Linked DNA regions of Homo sapiens: region 2 is linked to region 1. The links are chromatin loops, found by intact Hi-C in ENCODE. Cell type or tissue: ascending aorta. All regions are shown on one strand.

The links. Peaks named below come from ENCODE experiments on the same cell type or tissue, not always from the same donor. Only the 100,000 strongest peaks of a DNase experiment are listed, where the experiment ranks them.
Region 2: a loop joins it to region 1, with 5 times the contacts of the local background. A loop is called at or near these places in 9 of 110 quality-filtered maps.

What each region holds. Positions count from the first base shown.
Region 1 is chr4:141,129,007-141,137,006 of GRCh38, forward strand. It overlaps RNF150 (ring finger protein 150), which reads right to left and starts at 4,463. Exons shown (of 7, transcript NM_020724.2): 1 at 3,319-4,463. The coding sequence starts at 3,802. RefSeq lists a silencer at 4,282-4,401. In ascending aorta, CTCF peaks have their summits at 4,589 and 5,843; DNase peaks (open chromatin) are centred at 3,265, 3,465, 3,935 and 4,435; H3K4me3 peaks cover 3,814 bases; H3K27ac peaks cover 1,804 bases.
Region 2 is chr4:140,369,950-140,377,949 of GRCh38, forward strand. It overlaps SCOC (short coiled-coil protein), which reads left to right and starts at 3,697. Exons shown (of 4, transcript NM_001153484.2): 1 at 3,697-3,768. SCOC-AS1 (SCOC antisense RNA 1) reads right to left here and starts at 3,443. Exons shown (of 5, transcript NR_033939.1): 1 at 3,314-3,443. RefSeq lists enhancers at 3,380-3,881, 3,577-3,626 and a silencer at 3,787-3,986. In ascending aorta, CTCF peaks have their summits at 3,088 and 3,302; a DNase peak (open chromatin) is centred at 3,562; H3K4me3 peaks cover 3,418 bases; H3K27ac peaks cover 1,930 bases.

The sequences.
Region 1 (8,000 bases):
AACACTGCTGGTGAGAATGCAAAATGATGCAGTTGTTTTGGAAAACAGTCTAGAAGGTCCTCAAAAGATTAAATCATAGAGTTGCCATATGACTCAGAAGTTCCACTCCTAGGTATATAATCAAGAGAAATGTCCATACAAAAACTTGTACATGAATGTTCATAGCACTATTTTTCATAACAATTAAAAGGTAGAAACAACGTAATTTTCCATCAGTTGATGAATAAATACACAAAATGTGATATATCCATACAACGAAATATTATTTGGCAATAAAAAGGGTTTAAGTACTGACGCATGCTACAACCTTGATGAACCTTAGAAAGATTATGCTAAATCAAAGAGGCCAATCACAGAAGTCCACATATTATATGATTCCATTTATATGAAAGGTACAAAAGAGGCATTTAAATACATGAAGACAGAATGTAGATTAGCCTAGGGCTGGGAGTTGGGGAATAATGGGGAGTGACTAGGAGTTGGGGAATATTGGGGAAGTACAAGAGTTTCTTATTAGAACTAGATAGTGATGATGGCTGCACAACTCAGTCAATACACTAAAAGCCATTGAAATGCATACTTTAAATGAGTGAACTGCAGAGTATGTTTATATTTCAGTAAAGCTGTTATACTGGGGAGGAAAGTGACTTGTTATAAAGCAAAACTACTGGTCTATCCCAGGAGAAGTGGTGTCTTTTTGAATGAGAAGTTATAGTTACATAAGTGGCAGAAAATCAAAATTATTTAAGCAGGAAAAGAAAAAAACAGAAAACGTATATGAAAAGGACAAAACAATTTCTATTTAATTGAATTTCAAGATACACAAATGCATAGATGTTAAACGACAGGTTGCATAACACTAAATACAGACCTTCTCACCTGAAATCTATCAGTTCCAAAAATAAAGCATCTAAGGAAAGGTGATAGATATATCATCAGCTTTTGCAGTTTTTAAAACTTTTTAAAAACTGAATTTAAAAGTTCACAAATATGCAGATTTTCTGGTATGGTATCCCAAGTTCACAAAATAAAAATATTTGATTAGCATCTAAAATGTGCAGTTTCTCAAACTGAATTCAGAAATCTGACCTCAAATTTAACTAGGAAAAGTAAAGCTTTCAAGATCTGGACTACATGGAAGACACTGACAGCCAGACAAGAGCTGGCAGTGTTTGAGATTTAGGCAGAAGAATTTCAGAGTATAGTCAAGGGTTTACCATGCTACCCTGTCATGTATCTGCTCATAATGACACTCTAGCAGAAATCAATGCTAGCCTCTGACTGAAGTGAACAGAGTCTCCTAATGTGGCAAAATGTCAGAAGATAATATGGAGTTTCCTGGCCATTGGCAGATACAGCATGAATACATTTTTGGAAACAGAACAATTAGATAATAGACAATTTCCAATTTTTTTTTTCCTTTAACGTTCAAACTACAGTATTACTAAACTTCCACTCCCACTATCTTAATCAAGCATCATTTGTGTGGGAAATCTGCTTAGTGTTTTCTTTAAAAATAAGCAAGCCATTAATTGATCCAATGTGTTGGCAGTTCTAGAGAACCTTTTTAGACAGGAACAAATGATGCCTCTTACTTTATGTTCAAAGAAGTTGAGTTCAAGATTTCATGCATATGCACAGAGAAACAAAGAATCTCACAAAGTCAGCTAACAATCTTCTTGGAGTTTAAAGAACAACAAAAACAAAAAAGCTTCCTTCACCCCTCCTCCACTGAGGTTTTAAATATTAAGTAACATGTTTATCTAAAGATGCTTTACATGACTTACAGTGCTTTCCATAGTCCTTAACATCCTTGAATATCAAAGTTTCAGTAGTGCTCTTAAGACTCAAGGTGAGAGCACAATCTTTTCCCTTAGAAAACTGTCGAGCTCAAGAAAATATATCGAATATTCTGAAAGTGCTGTATTGTAACTTTTCTAAGTAATTGCCTCTCCTCCTCTTCATTAATTAACACACTACATTTTTCTGGCCTGTGTTTTAGAAGTCTGGAACATTTCCCCTCCCCACCTGTTTGTGTTAAGGTTGACAAATTTCCCTGACTAAAACAGCTGGTGTTGATTACTGGAGGCAAACCAATTGAATATTTCACTAATAGGTGACATGAGCTCTCGGAATGGAAACTTGTCCCCAAAGAGAACACCCCTACAAATGTAGCCAGAGCTTGGTGTTCCATTTCAGCAGCGTAACTATTTATTCAAATTTGGTTTTTAAAGAAAATAATGCTTTTGATTAGGAGACTCCACTCAGAAAATGCATCTGTCATTTTCTCCCCTCCTTCCGGGCACTGGATGCCACAGTCTCGGCCCAGAAACCCCTTTGGGGAAGGAGGGCCCACTTCTCAGGCACACAAATACAAGCAGCAAGCTCTGACATAAGGAGGCTAGCTTGCTAAAACTAGTGGCTTATGGACTTATGTTAACAAGCCTGGGGATGGCTTTTTTGGGGGGAGGGTGTTCCTACCACCAGGGAAACATTGCTTATGTCAGGCATATGCGGTATTGAGTTTTGGGACAGTAATGCATTTCTAGTCCTGGTACCTGCGATCATTAACAAAAGCTTATTCTCTCTAGTCTGAAATCCCTTCATTCTAGCCAGAAAGAAAACCTTCAGCATATTTAACCTCCCAATCAGGCAAAGGATAATGCAATAATTAGAAAAGTAGTTATAACTTTAGGGCCATCACACTCTTCTTGGCTTGTTGAGGATTGTTATTATTTACCATCGTGGCCACCTGTCAGTTTCTCTGGATGACAGCCTGGCAGAGCATAGTACTTTTAATATGATTAATGAAGTGCGTAAACCCAAAAGGGGAAACTCTCCCAAGTGCAAGTTCGCGGTGGTGAGCTGCCAGCAGGTAACCCTACCCCTCTCCTGATATAGCGCCTGCATCAGGGTATACCTGATGCACAGACCCAAGGGCAGTGCTGTGGTATCAGATCTACTGGTTCCAAACAGGTGCTGGGCCGGTCACTAACCAAGAACAGTATCTGAGCCCTACCCTCCAAACCCCACCTTCCAGGTCCCCCTCGGAAAAGTTAGCCCGCCACGTTGAACCCCTGTCCAAGCGGCGCTATGCCAAGCTCTCCGGCAGCCTCTCCCCTACCCAATACAGTTAATCTTCTCCTCTTTGTAAACCCCCCAAGTGACGCGGAGCAAAACTTAATCGGTCCAGGGAACCCAGACACGTCTTCCGCGCCGCACGGACTTCCCAGAAGGAGCCTGGAGGCAGGCGCTGGATCCCTCTAGGCACCTCCGTCCCCGCCGGCTCCCCTCCCCCGCGCCCGCTGGGCCACTCACCCGCGTGGGGCATGGTGATGGTCTCGTTGGTGTTGGAGCCCACGTTGAAGATGACCACGGCTGAGGCGTTCTGCAGGAACGCGTTCCGGATCTTATCCCTGTACGTGCAGTTGCCCTTGGGGATGAGGGCTATCCAGTTCTTGCCGCGGGTCGGGGCGGCGAACTTGGTGTTGGGGTCGCAGGCCAGGCGGTCGTGGGCCGAGCTGGCCATGACCACCTCCCCGCGGGCGTCCTGCTTGGGCGAGTGCTCTCCGTAGCGCCCGCACTCCGTCTTCTCCGTGTGCAGCTCCGCGCCGCCGCCGCCCGCCGCCCCGGCCCCGGGGTCCGGCGCGGGCTCGGCGTAGGTGATGTTCACGAAGGCGGTGTACCATTCCTCCTTCTCGGCCACGGTAAAGTCCAGGCAGAGCAGATGCACGAAACAAAAGGAAAGCAGCCATGTTGAGAGAGCCAGACTGCAGCACGCTTGGATGAGAGACATTGCCATCTTTATCCGCCGGGGCCCCCTCCCCGCCCCCGCGCCCTCCCTCCGTCCCGTCCCTCCTCCCCAGCCCCGGCCAACCCCGGGCCGCTGCCTCTCCTCCTGCTGCTGCTCACTCCCGGGCCGGAGGGGCCGCGGCCGGGACGCGCAGCCGCCGCGGGGACCGGATTCCGGGCGAGCGGATGGCGCTGGCCCCTTCCCCTCTCAGCTGTAGCGCGGTGGTTGCATTTTGCTTCTTGGGCGCCCGGGGGGCGCGGGAACAGAGGGCCCGCGGGGCTTGCGGAGGAGTCCTGCTGCCGAGCGTCCTGCTCCTTCGCCCGGCTTCGCCTTCTCTCATAAGGGTGGCCGGGGGCCCACGAACTTGCAGGGTGGCGGCCCTGCGCCCTCCAGCCCCGGCGGGGACGGGCACGATTGCTCGTAGTCTGGGGTGCTGCGGTGCGGGGTGCTGCCCAGGGTGTCCCGGCCGCCGCCACTGAGCGCTGGGGCGCGCGAATCCAGCTGCAGCCGCTGCTGCCCTGCGCCGGTTCCCTCAGGCTGCGGGCGCTGCGCTCCTGATCTCGCCGGTGGCTGCGCCTGGGCACGCACTTGCCGCGGGCGGGGCGGGCTTGGGGACAGTGGGAGCGAGCAGGCAGAGCGGAGTAAGCGGTCCGTGTGTGTGTGTCTGTATGTTTGTGTGTGTGTGTGTGTGTGTGTATAATGTGTGCGTGCAAGGAGGAGCTTAGTGTGATGTCAAAGCCCCTGGGATTCTCTTGCCATGTTCCCTTGGTCTCTCTTTATGGGCAGCAGCGACCCCTGTCGGGTCTCAAATTCAACCTCAATCGGCGACTTAATCTAGGTGGAGGTAAAGAGGAAGCGACCCCTCGACCTTTGAGTACGGGAATAACTTCCTGAGCGTTACATTTAGCAAATGTATGTGCCTCTCGTAAACGACCCTCCCGTTTGCTGGAAGTACTGCCGTGAGCTCCCTGATTACCTGTCCTAAGGCCAAAGTGTAAGGTGGTTTGGTATTGAGGTCCTTCCAAAGCTACCTCTGGAATACCTAGGGCAGTGGCTATCAAATCTTTAGTTTTAAAACTCAGACCGATGGGTCCTGCCACAAAGTTTCTGGTTCAGTAGATCTGTGGTAGGGCCCCAAAAATATGCATTTCTAACAAGTTCCCAGGTGGTGCTGATGCTGCTGGTCTAACAACCATTCTGTTAAGATGGGTATAACAATGGGCTTCCTACTGCCCACCTGGAAGCAAACATCTAACATTCGTTTTCTTATAGAATAGGTGTTTTGTCACTCTGTAAGAAGAGAAACCGGGTGAGACATTTCTGGACTGTGTTTATTCTGATTGTCATGGCTGGGAACAGGGGACTCGCAGCACCAACAGGCAAGGGAGGTTTGTTTGGGTTATTGTTTATAGTGCGCTCTCCAACTGTGCATAGAGATTACAGTAGTCAGCAGACAGTACAGTCCCCCTAGTGTAGTGTTCTTAAAACTGTAGTACAGCAGAGTGCCTTACCAATTAGACGTTTTGGTGGTGGATATCCTTTCCCTTGGCTTGAGATGCCTGCCATATAGTCTCTAAAAATATTTGTTTGATGGTTCTCTATCATTTACATTGTGTTTCCCACCTGATGCTCTTTCAGAGAACCCAGGACCCATTCATGATTTAAATTTAAAAAATGAAAGGCTGCCTTTTCCCCAGGACTTTAGCATGTTTACAGCTCTTCGTTAATGAACGTCCACCAGTACAACTTCTCTTTTTCCGGCAGCAGTACAAACAGCTGATGGCTGTTAAGGGAGGGCAAAGAGCCTCAGCTGTACCCAAATTAGAAGCAGGCACAAGAAGAACTACTTAGAAGAATTTGTCTCTATGGCATTTGATGTGCTGAATTTGTATGTGTTCCTAGCTTATTCATTTTAGAAAATAGGCTTCTAGGCAATTGGGACAGTGCTTTTTATAGCGCTTACTGCCAAGGAGGCAAAAGTGGAGACACCTGGCTGCTGGTTCCTGAACCACCAGAGATCTGAGGGAGGAGTCCACTGCTAGAAACCCCCGGCTAGGTTCTGAGCAGTTGCCTTTAGCAACCCACAGTGTTTCCCCAGTCTTCTTTATCGCTTAGCATTTTTTTTCTCCAGCTGGAAGACTTGGAGAAGCTATGTTATTAAGAATGTGTGACTATCCCTTACCCCTTCTTTCCTTTGGAAAAGTTAGGTGCTAAAGAGATGACAGGGTCAAGGAAATAGCATGGCTGGAAGATTGCTTAATTACAGGGCCATTGGGCTAATAAGTAAAACACTGAGTAAAATAGGAGCGAGGTTTCTTACTGTTGGAGAAGGAATTTACAAATATGGAAAGAAAGAGAGCTGTAAATAACCTTGAGGCTTTAGGGTGGATTAACAATGAGTATGAAATAATTTTTCAAAAACTATATGTATATATATTTATGTGTGTGCACACATATATACCATAGCTCTCTCCATTCAGAGGCCAAAAGCAAAAGGCACATCCAGTGGCCAGAAGATCTTCGTTTCTAAATAGCATCCTCCACGAAAAGCAAGCTGGCTGATTATAGGGCTGACACTGGGAAAGTACAGAGTGAGCCCATAACCTCTTGAAAGGAAATGCTCCAAGCATGATGGGAGTATGTCAAAAAGACAGAAGAGCCAGCTGGAAAGGGCTCCCACTGGCCAAATCTGGGACAGTCTGAACATAAAATAAATGATCCTAGTAACTGATTACAACCTATCTAATAAGGCATGAATCCGTGCTAATGTTAATACAGAAAAATGATGGAGTAAATAAATAGGGAGGAACAGCTCTTCCTTATGGTAGAAATACCTACTGATAAGGATTAATGGATATAGAAAGTCACCATTTGACAAGAGTGTTGTTTGATTTAGGCAGGAGTCATCAATGGATACTAAGGCTGATGAGTAGGTGTTTGATGTGAAGCAGGATATTAGCCTAGTCTTGAAGTATCTTCTGAAAAATACTTATTAATTCAATAAATGGTGAATTTATTGAAGAGGAACCTGGAAGACACCAAGTTGAGCAGGTGATCATGGTGAACATCACCATTTGTAGAATGAGTCCTATCATGTACCTCCTTATGAAATGCACTGGAATTACAGTGTCATTTCTGTCATGTTCCTGAAAAGAACAATACACGGCATGGTCTAGACATAAGGAAACAATGGATAAACCCAGGATGAGAGGCAACCTTCAAAATGAAAAGTTTATATTCTTTAAAACTCTTAAACTTATGAGAGACAGAGAAAAACAGAAGAACTGATCCAAATTGAAGAGATTTAAGAGATGTGACAATTACGTACAATAAATATCCCAGATTGGCTCCTAGACCAGAAAGGAAAAATAAACACTTGGCAAAAATTCAGTGAAATTGGTAGATTGGATGGTATATTTTATCAATGGTGAATTCCTGACTTGGATATTTATATTGTAGTTTTGTAGAAGAATGTCTGTGGTTGGGGGGCTATGTACATTGAAGAATTTAGCAGTGATGAGACATTCTTTCTGCAACTTACTCTTAAATGGTTCAGAAAAAAAAATGATTATCTATGACATATTGGTTTCCACTAGCTACACTTTCAGAGAATTTGAGCCCAATTCATGATATTTTTAATAAGTCAAAAGTTCAGTTTTTGAGGGGACATTAATATGTTTCCAGCTTTGTGCTAATGATTTTCTGGCAACCCTGCTACTCTTTTTTCCAGTGGCACTTCTTGAACAACTGACAAGTGGTATTTGGGGAGAGCAATGAGCGCTTGCTATACCACCCCCCAAATATATAATACTGTTGTAGATAAAAACATCTCTGTATTTCATTTCTTCATCCAACAATAATTATCGAGCACCTGTTAACGCATTGGTGTTACAGGCACTGGGCATCCAACTGAAACAAAACAGATAAGATTCTTGCTCTCATGGAGTTTATATTCTGGAGTTGGAAAAAAACAGAAATTTCTAAAAAGCTTTAGATTATGTCAGATAATGACATCTGCTATGAAGAAAAAGGCAACAGAGTATGGAAGGGTAACCTATGTCACATAAGGTATTTTCTGTCAGGGTCAGCTGCTTTGTGAGGTGACTTTTGAACAGAATATTGAAAGAAATAAGGATTCTATGTGGCTATTTGGGGGACTGGTTTTACCAGGAAAAGTACAAGTACAATCTGAGTATAAGTACAATCT
Region 2 (8,000 bases), 760 kb before region 1:
CTCACTACAACCTCCACCTCCTGGGTTCAAGCAGTTCTCCTGCTTCAGCCTCCCAAGTCTGAAAGCTGAAAATAAGCTGAAAGCTGAGTCATGCAAGAGCTGCCTTTTTATGTTTACATTTTAGTTTAAAATTACTTTCTAATTTTTTTGTGTGTGACTTCCCCTGTGACCCATGGTTTGTTTAGAAGTACATAGTTTGATTTCCAACTATTTGGAGATTTACAAATATCTTTCTGTTACTGATTTCTAGTTTAATTTGTGGGTAGAGACAATAATTTTTACTGTTTCAATTATTTTAAATTTGCTGAGATTTGTTTGATGATACACAGTGGAGTCTATTTTGATGAATTTTCCAAGTGCATTGGAAAAGAAAGCATGTTCTTCAGTTATTGGGTGCAATGTTCTACAAATGTCCATTAGGTCAAGTTGGCTGATAGGATTGTTCAGGTCTTCTATATCAATAGTTCAGAAATTTGCCAGCCTTTTTTCAAAATCACCTTCGTAACTTTCAAAAATACTAATGCCTGTATCTCACTCCTTAAGACTGTAATTTATTCTGAGGTGTGGTCTGTTCACTAGAATAATTAAAAGATTCCCAGGTGATTCTAATATACTGAAAAGTTTGGGACCTGAGTTCTGTATACTTAAATTATCTGTATAGTTGTTTTACAAATTGCAGAGCAGGGAGTAATGAACTGTTTGAATTCAATTAATTTTTGATTCATTTCTATTTTGTAGCACTGTGGTTAGGATTTTGTGTCTTCTTGATGAATATGCCCCTTTATCTAATTGTTTTAATGTTATTTTACCTAATTATTAGTGAAGGTAAACATTTTTTAAAAACCTTTCTGGCCGTTCAGTTTTCCTCTTCTGTAAGTGGCCTACTTACGTTATTTGCATATATTTATCTTGAGTTGTCTTTTTCTTACTGATTTGTCTGAATTCTTTTTTTTTTTTTTGAGACGGAGTCTCACCCTGTCGCCCAGGCTGGAGTGCAGTGGCACCATGTCACTGCAAGCTCTGCCTCCTGGGTTCATGCCACTCTCCTGCCTCAGCCTCCCGAGTAGCTGGGACTACAGGCGCCCGCCACCACGCCCAGCTAATTTTTTGTATTTTTAGTAGAGACGGGGTTTCACCGTGTTAGCCAGGATGGTCTCAATCTCCTGACCTCGTGATCCACCCGCCTCGACCTCCCAAAGTGCTGGGATTACAGCCGTGAGCCACCGCGCCTGGCCTGAATTCTTTATATTTTGAGAGTTTTACTATATTCTGCCAACCTGTGGCTTGTTTTTTAACTTGATTAGAGATGGCTTCTCTTCTGTTTGTAAAACTTCCAAATTTTAAAATAATCAATATTTTACATCTTTCCTTAATGAATCGTGCTGTTTCTTCCCTACGGCGATATACAGACATACGCTTTTCTTCTAAAAGTTTAGAGTTTTGTTTGTCACATTTTGGATCATTATTTCATTTGGAATTTAGTTTTATTTCTGTCGTGGTATCAGGATTGAATTTCTTATTTTTATATAAATAGCCAATTTAACTAGAACCACCATAACTTGTGTTTTCTATATCCCACGAACAGTTACTATACTAATTTACACTCCCAACAGTAATGAATAATAGTTTTTTCCCCACAACCTTAGAAACAGTTATTCCTCACCAGACATCTTTATTGTATACCAACTTCCAGGTACCCTTTTTTTCCTAATTTTCTTTTTGTCTATTCTTGTGTCAATACCACTTTTTTAAAAGTTGCTTTAAAATAGAATTACCATATGATTCAGCACAAATTAACACACACTTCTGGGTGTATATCCAAAAGAACTGAAAAGAGGGTCTCAAAGAGACATTTGCACACCCATGTCCATAGCAGTATTATTCACAATAGCCAAAAGGAGGAAGCAACCTAAGCGTCCACTGATAGATGAATAAACAAAATGTGGCATAATACACATAATAAATGATATATAGAACTATTCAGCCTTAAAAAGGAAGTTCTGCAATATGCTATAACATGGATGAACTCTGAGGCATTATGCTAAATGAAATAAGCCAGTCATAAAAGGGCAAATTCTGTATTATTCCACTTAGGTGAGGTACCTAGAGTAGTCAAACTGATAAACACAAAGTAAGATGATTACTGCCAGAGGATGAGGGGAATAGGAAATGGAGAGTTGCTCTTTAATAGGTATACAGTTTTAGTTTGGCAAGATGAAAAGAGAGATTGGTTCTGGAGATTGGTTGGAGAACAATGTGGAATGTATCTTATACTACTGAAGTTAAAAATGGTTAAGATGGTAAATTTTATTCTATGTATATTTCACTACAATTAAAAATATTTAAAAATACTGTTCTAGCAAAAACAAAAGGTTGCTTTTAATAGTTTCTCTTGATCTTTGGTGTCCTGCAATTTCACCGTTGCATAGAATTCTTATATTAATCCTGCTCAAGAATAAGTACTTCTTGAATCTGAAAATTCAAATATTCCACAATCTTGGAAAATTCTTAGTTATTACTCTTTGAATACTGCCTGCATCCATTCTCTCTAGTCTCTCTTTTTTGGCACTCCTATTAGATTTATGTTGGATTTTTTTTCATTTATTTAGCTCCTACATTGCATTCTAGTAAATTTCCTCAAACTGAATATTGCAGTCGCAGCCAAATGCATAGTTCTCAAAACACTGAATAGAAGATATTTTTATATAGCTCTTAAAATGATTAAGGCGATGTGTCAGCAAACTGTGCCAGAAGTAAAAAGTCAAGAAACAGGGAGACATAAGGCTTGTCTCTACAGCTTAGGAGGCTGTGCCAAAGCCAAAATAATAATGTATTGCTGTGGATGTCTACCTTGTACTCAACGAATATTAAAGCAGGATGCCGCTTTGTGTCAAGTACTAGATTACGATGAACGGTGTCACGAAGAACACTCCACTCTTGATACCGTATATGTGACCTTGAGCAAGAAATGTGTTCACGCTCAGGCTTCAGTTCCTTTCTGTGGGTTGCTGTGAGGCTCCACAGGGGTAAGGTAAGCACAAGTGCTATGCCTCAGTACCACTAGGGTATTTTCTCAATTCTAAAATATTAAATGGCCACGCACTACAGATTTAATAATAGTTTCGGAGGAGGGGCGTGAGGAGAGGAACATTCCACTAGCTCAACTATAAGCTTTCCGATTTCGGAAATAAGAAAAATATGAAAAAGTCTGCTTTTAGAATTAAGGAACGACGGTGTCGCGTTGACTTTCTCTGCTTGGTTCGCAAACGCTCTTTTCTCGAACTTGAATGACTTCTCTGTCGCTCATACCAACCTCTTTCCTGAATGACTTCTCTGTCGCTCATACCAGCCTCTTTCCTGATTTTCCACACTGGGATTCTCACTCCAATTCTCAGGTTTCCTGATAGACCTGATGAGCCGCTTCACCAGCGCCGCTTAGCTTCGCTTCTTTACTGTCATTGGCTGTCGCTGTTCCAGGTCCCGCCCACAGCGACCTCAATCCTGATTGGATGTCAGTGTCCTTTTGTTATGGCAAAGGTGGATCCCGGTGCTTTGAGATTGGACGACTGGGGTGAGGCGGGCAGCTAATGCGCAGGCGTGTATTCTCGAGTCAGGATTGGCGGGCGAGCGGCTGGGACGGGATGGGATTCTTCTCACGGCGCACGTTCTGTGGGCGGAGTGGGCGGAGCTGCCGGGGTCAGTTGGTCCAAGTGTCCCGGCCTGAGGTGTCGGCCGGATCCCTCCTTCTCCCGGCGCCTCAAGCGGAAGGTGAGGGCCGTCCCGGGCAGCGGAGGGCCTGGCCCCAGGCGACTAGAGCTGCATCCTCAGTACCTCCGAGGGCCTGGAGGGCGGGGCGGGCTGGACGCGGCCCTGCGCACCGGGGGCCCGGGAGGAGCGGTCTCGGGCCTGGGCATTTGGTGGGCGGCGGAGGCCTGGCTCCCGGCAGAACCCTTGCGCGACCTCTTTTTCTCCTGTTTTCGTTGTCAGGCCCAGGCGTTCTTTGGGAGAGGGACCTCTCGCGGTCCCTGACGCAGACATCGTGTAGCTTTCTCCCCGCAGCTCCTGGGTCGGGAGCCGCTTTGCAGCTCTCGGCTCTGGAATTGGACTGCGGGAGGGGCGTTTGGGTGGAATGGGACCTGGCACGCCTGGACCTTCCCGTGGCTGCTCTGCGAGAGCCTGAGAGATGGGAGGGGAGGCTGAGGTGGGGAGGGAGCCTAGAGAGCCGTAAAATAAGGATTGGACCATTTTTCCAGGCGGCGAAAGCGGCACCTGGGTTTGTTTCCTGATCGTCTTCTCCCCCAGAGTCCTGCTGAACAAGTTTTGGGAAGAAAGGTTTGGAAAGGAGAAAGAGGATACATTCCTGAAAGGCAGGGCTTCTGTTATACAGTGTGTCAACCTCACACTATTACGCAACAATAAGGACAGATGCCATTCCAGGTTGCCAACACGTTTTCTATGCCCGAGGACCCAAAGCTGTGCCCATGTATTCTGGTACCTCTATTCCTGATTAAAATCAGTGTAGCTAGCCATTCTCTGAGAGTATAGCTTCCATTTAAATCCTCATTTGGCCAAACAGTTCCTTGATCTTGTGGAATTTGAAACTGGATTTATTTAACCAGGACAAGTCAAAGCAGAACTTGAACAGATCTGAACAGACATTATATTGAAGTTCCGTAGCTTGAAGGGAATGGAGTTTATTTTCAGTTGCTTAGTAAAGATTCCAGAGGAGTTTGACATCAGTGGTAGCAAAATGTTTGGCAAACTTAAGATTAGGGCCATATTAAAGTTTTTTCCATTGCATAATGGAAAAAGCATGGACTGTGAAGTTAGACCTGGGTTCAAATTCTTGGTAGAGACATTGGCTGTGAAACCTCTGAAACAGCTTTTCTGAAAGATATATAGACTTTCTGAAATTTAGTGTCCATATCTGTAAATTGCAGTTTCCTTCTGTTGATTTGATGAAATAACATATGCAAAGCATTTAGCACATTAATGCACGAAGACATTATTTTAGCAGTCTTAGTAGTTCTCCAGTATGACAGATGGTGAAATCAATTTTAGATGCAGAAAAGTTGAGTGGCTGAAGATGGACGGGTATTAGGAAAAAGTCTCAAAATCTGCAGGCTCAGATGTGACAATAGTTGTGGTGGAATGGTGGAAAAAACACTGGGCATTTGTTGTAGTCTTGGCCCTGTTGCTAACTACTTCTGTGGTCTTCAGTAAGCCATTGTCATCTTTGGCCTTGATTTTGTAAAATGAAGCAGCTGGACCAGATGGTTTTCTTTAAATTCTTTCTGTTGCCCAAATTAGAGCTAAAAGGTAGAGAAGACGATAGCAGACATTTATTGAATACCTACTATGTACTAGGTACTGTTGCCAACACATTGTATCTATCCACTCATTCTCACAACAAACCCATGAGATACGTACGGTTATTATCCACATTTTACAAATGAGGAAACTTAAGGCCGAGGTGTTAACCTTGCCCAGGGTTCCAGAGCTTATAAATTGCAGAGCTAGGATTTGAATCCAGGTAATCTGAATCCATATTGTTAATCATTGTGCCAGGCTGCCTCTTGAGGAGAGTGATATTGTGGATATTGTACACTATTAGAGATAACTGTAAAATAAGATAGGGGCATATTTGGTAAGATGATCGTCTTTGGTCACAGGTGTGTGTGCATGGCAAAAATTATTTAATTAAATGAATCTTGTCCCAATGTTTGCCACATTTCCTGGTTTGTATTCTCTCTATGCGTTCTGCCTCCTGGACTTAAATAATCAAAAAAGTAATTCTAGATTCCCTTCCACTAACCAAGGCTAGATACCCGAATTTACTGTGTTTTTTGAGAAACCTTTGAAAGGTCTGACCTAGCCATACATCAGAGCTGAAGAATCTCAGCGAACCATGTCCATTTCTGGGGTAAGGTGGTTTAGGATAGGCAGAGCAGCCTCAGCGCCCCAAATTCATTTCAGTGTTCCCACGCTTGAGCAGACTTGGTCTTAATTTTCTCGTTTTTCATCAGATTTGCGTTTATATATAGGAGCAGAAGGAGTTGAAAGTGAACTCTTAAGAGCATATTTGACATGGAATTAGATTGATGTTATAGCAACTATAGGTAAAAAAGGATTTTATAGTTGAAAAATTTGAAAAGCTCAGTATTAAGTATCTGTTATGATGTAGTACTGTGTTAATGTAGACTTTGGGCAGTTTGGGGATCAATACTATTTTAAAAGAAAAAATCCATGGCTAAAATACTTTGACATAAAGAACTCAGCAAGTCTTTTGATCCCATATGTCAAACAAATCAGTTTATTGCCCTAAATCTACTGAAAGACTTTGAATATATATTAATACAATAGTAGCATTTTGAGATGGGTCTATTTGATCACATCACAATAAAATACAATTGCTTCTTGTTCTTTTGTCGTGGAAAGGCAGCAGGTAATGCTGTGGTCCACTGTACTAAAGAGTAATGCCCTTATGCGTAGGGCTGCCAGATACAGTGGGCGGTTTTTTCACTGTGCAACACTTGGGATGCAATCTTACGTAGACTGTGGTGTGAATTGTGCTCTCTCGCGTTGTATACCCTTATAGCACTGTTCTTGTGGCACTACTTTTGTGCTCCTGCCTCTACCCTAATCTTGAGTGTAAGAGTAATTTTTCCTTTAATAAGCCCTCTCCACCCTGTTTTTCTGCTTTTTATTTTCTTTCACTTTTTCAGATGAAGTCACACTGTTGCTAAACCATGCATAGGTTTTCTATTGTTTGAATTATATGTGGTCAGAATTTCAGAAACTGGCTTCTTTTTCTTTACCTCTTATATTGGTGAGTTTGGAATACTTGTGTTTTTGCAGACTTTTTGGTTTAATTTAAATATTAGTCTGAAACATAAGCAAAAGAAGACTACCCTATCACTGTATTATATCTGACTTCAAAATCAGCTGTGTCGATTTTCTGATTATCTGTTGCTTTGGCTTGTATATCTTATAACTCTTCTTAGCTATCATGAAAATTCGTTCTAGCTGTAGCCTTAAAATCATTGGATATGAGAAATTTGAAGCACTTTTAATTTATTATTTAGCAAAGACAGATGCCAAATTGCAGCTTACTCTTGCTGAGCACTCCCACGATCACTTTTGCTTTTGGCTGTTGCCTCTCTCATCTTACTCAGACCTCTTTTAGCTGGATCAGTGGTTGAAATGGTATGAAAAGAGAATGACTGTAGTACCTGGTTACAGGTGTGCTTCTCTGTCAGGGAAATGTCAAATCAAGTTTTCACTGACACTCTTCCTCTTCAATTATAGTTAAAGAGACATGTTGATTCAATGGAGAGGAATAGTTTTTGGAGTGTGGTCTTTAAATACTACAGTAGGCTGAATAACTTTTAAAAAAAGAATTGTTGGAAAAATTTTAGTAATCTGAAATGCAGAGAACCTGAGAATTAAATAATGTGAAAAAGAGGTCGGGCAGAGCAACTTTAAATGCGGTTTAGATAAGGGGACAGATGCTAGAAGACTTGGAGTAGGTTTATTCAGCATTATTAAATTAATTGTATACCATTTGTAGTTAATTATTTAATAATGTTATACAAGGGATATTTCATATTTTTTTCTAGACTAGTGAGTGCTATCTAACTTGAACTATAAACTTGAAGTTTATGTATATGTACACTGGGCATTTTAATTTGAAGTTCATGTTAGTATCTAAAGTGTAACAGGATTTATGTAGATGTACACTGGGCATTTTCAAATTTCATGTTAGTATCTGAAGTACAACAAGATTTGTATTAACAGCTGTGAGAGAATGTGTAATACACTGATATCTCTATTGTGATTCTAGTTCTAGTATGTAGATATCCTTATTTAATAGGTCTGCTTTCTACTGTTTAAGATACGGAGGCATAACAATGCCTTGGGCATAGAAGATATTCAGTAAATACTTGTTGAAAGAATAACACTGACAGGTCTAGGTTGCTTCAATGTAGTAGATTAGATTG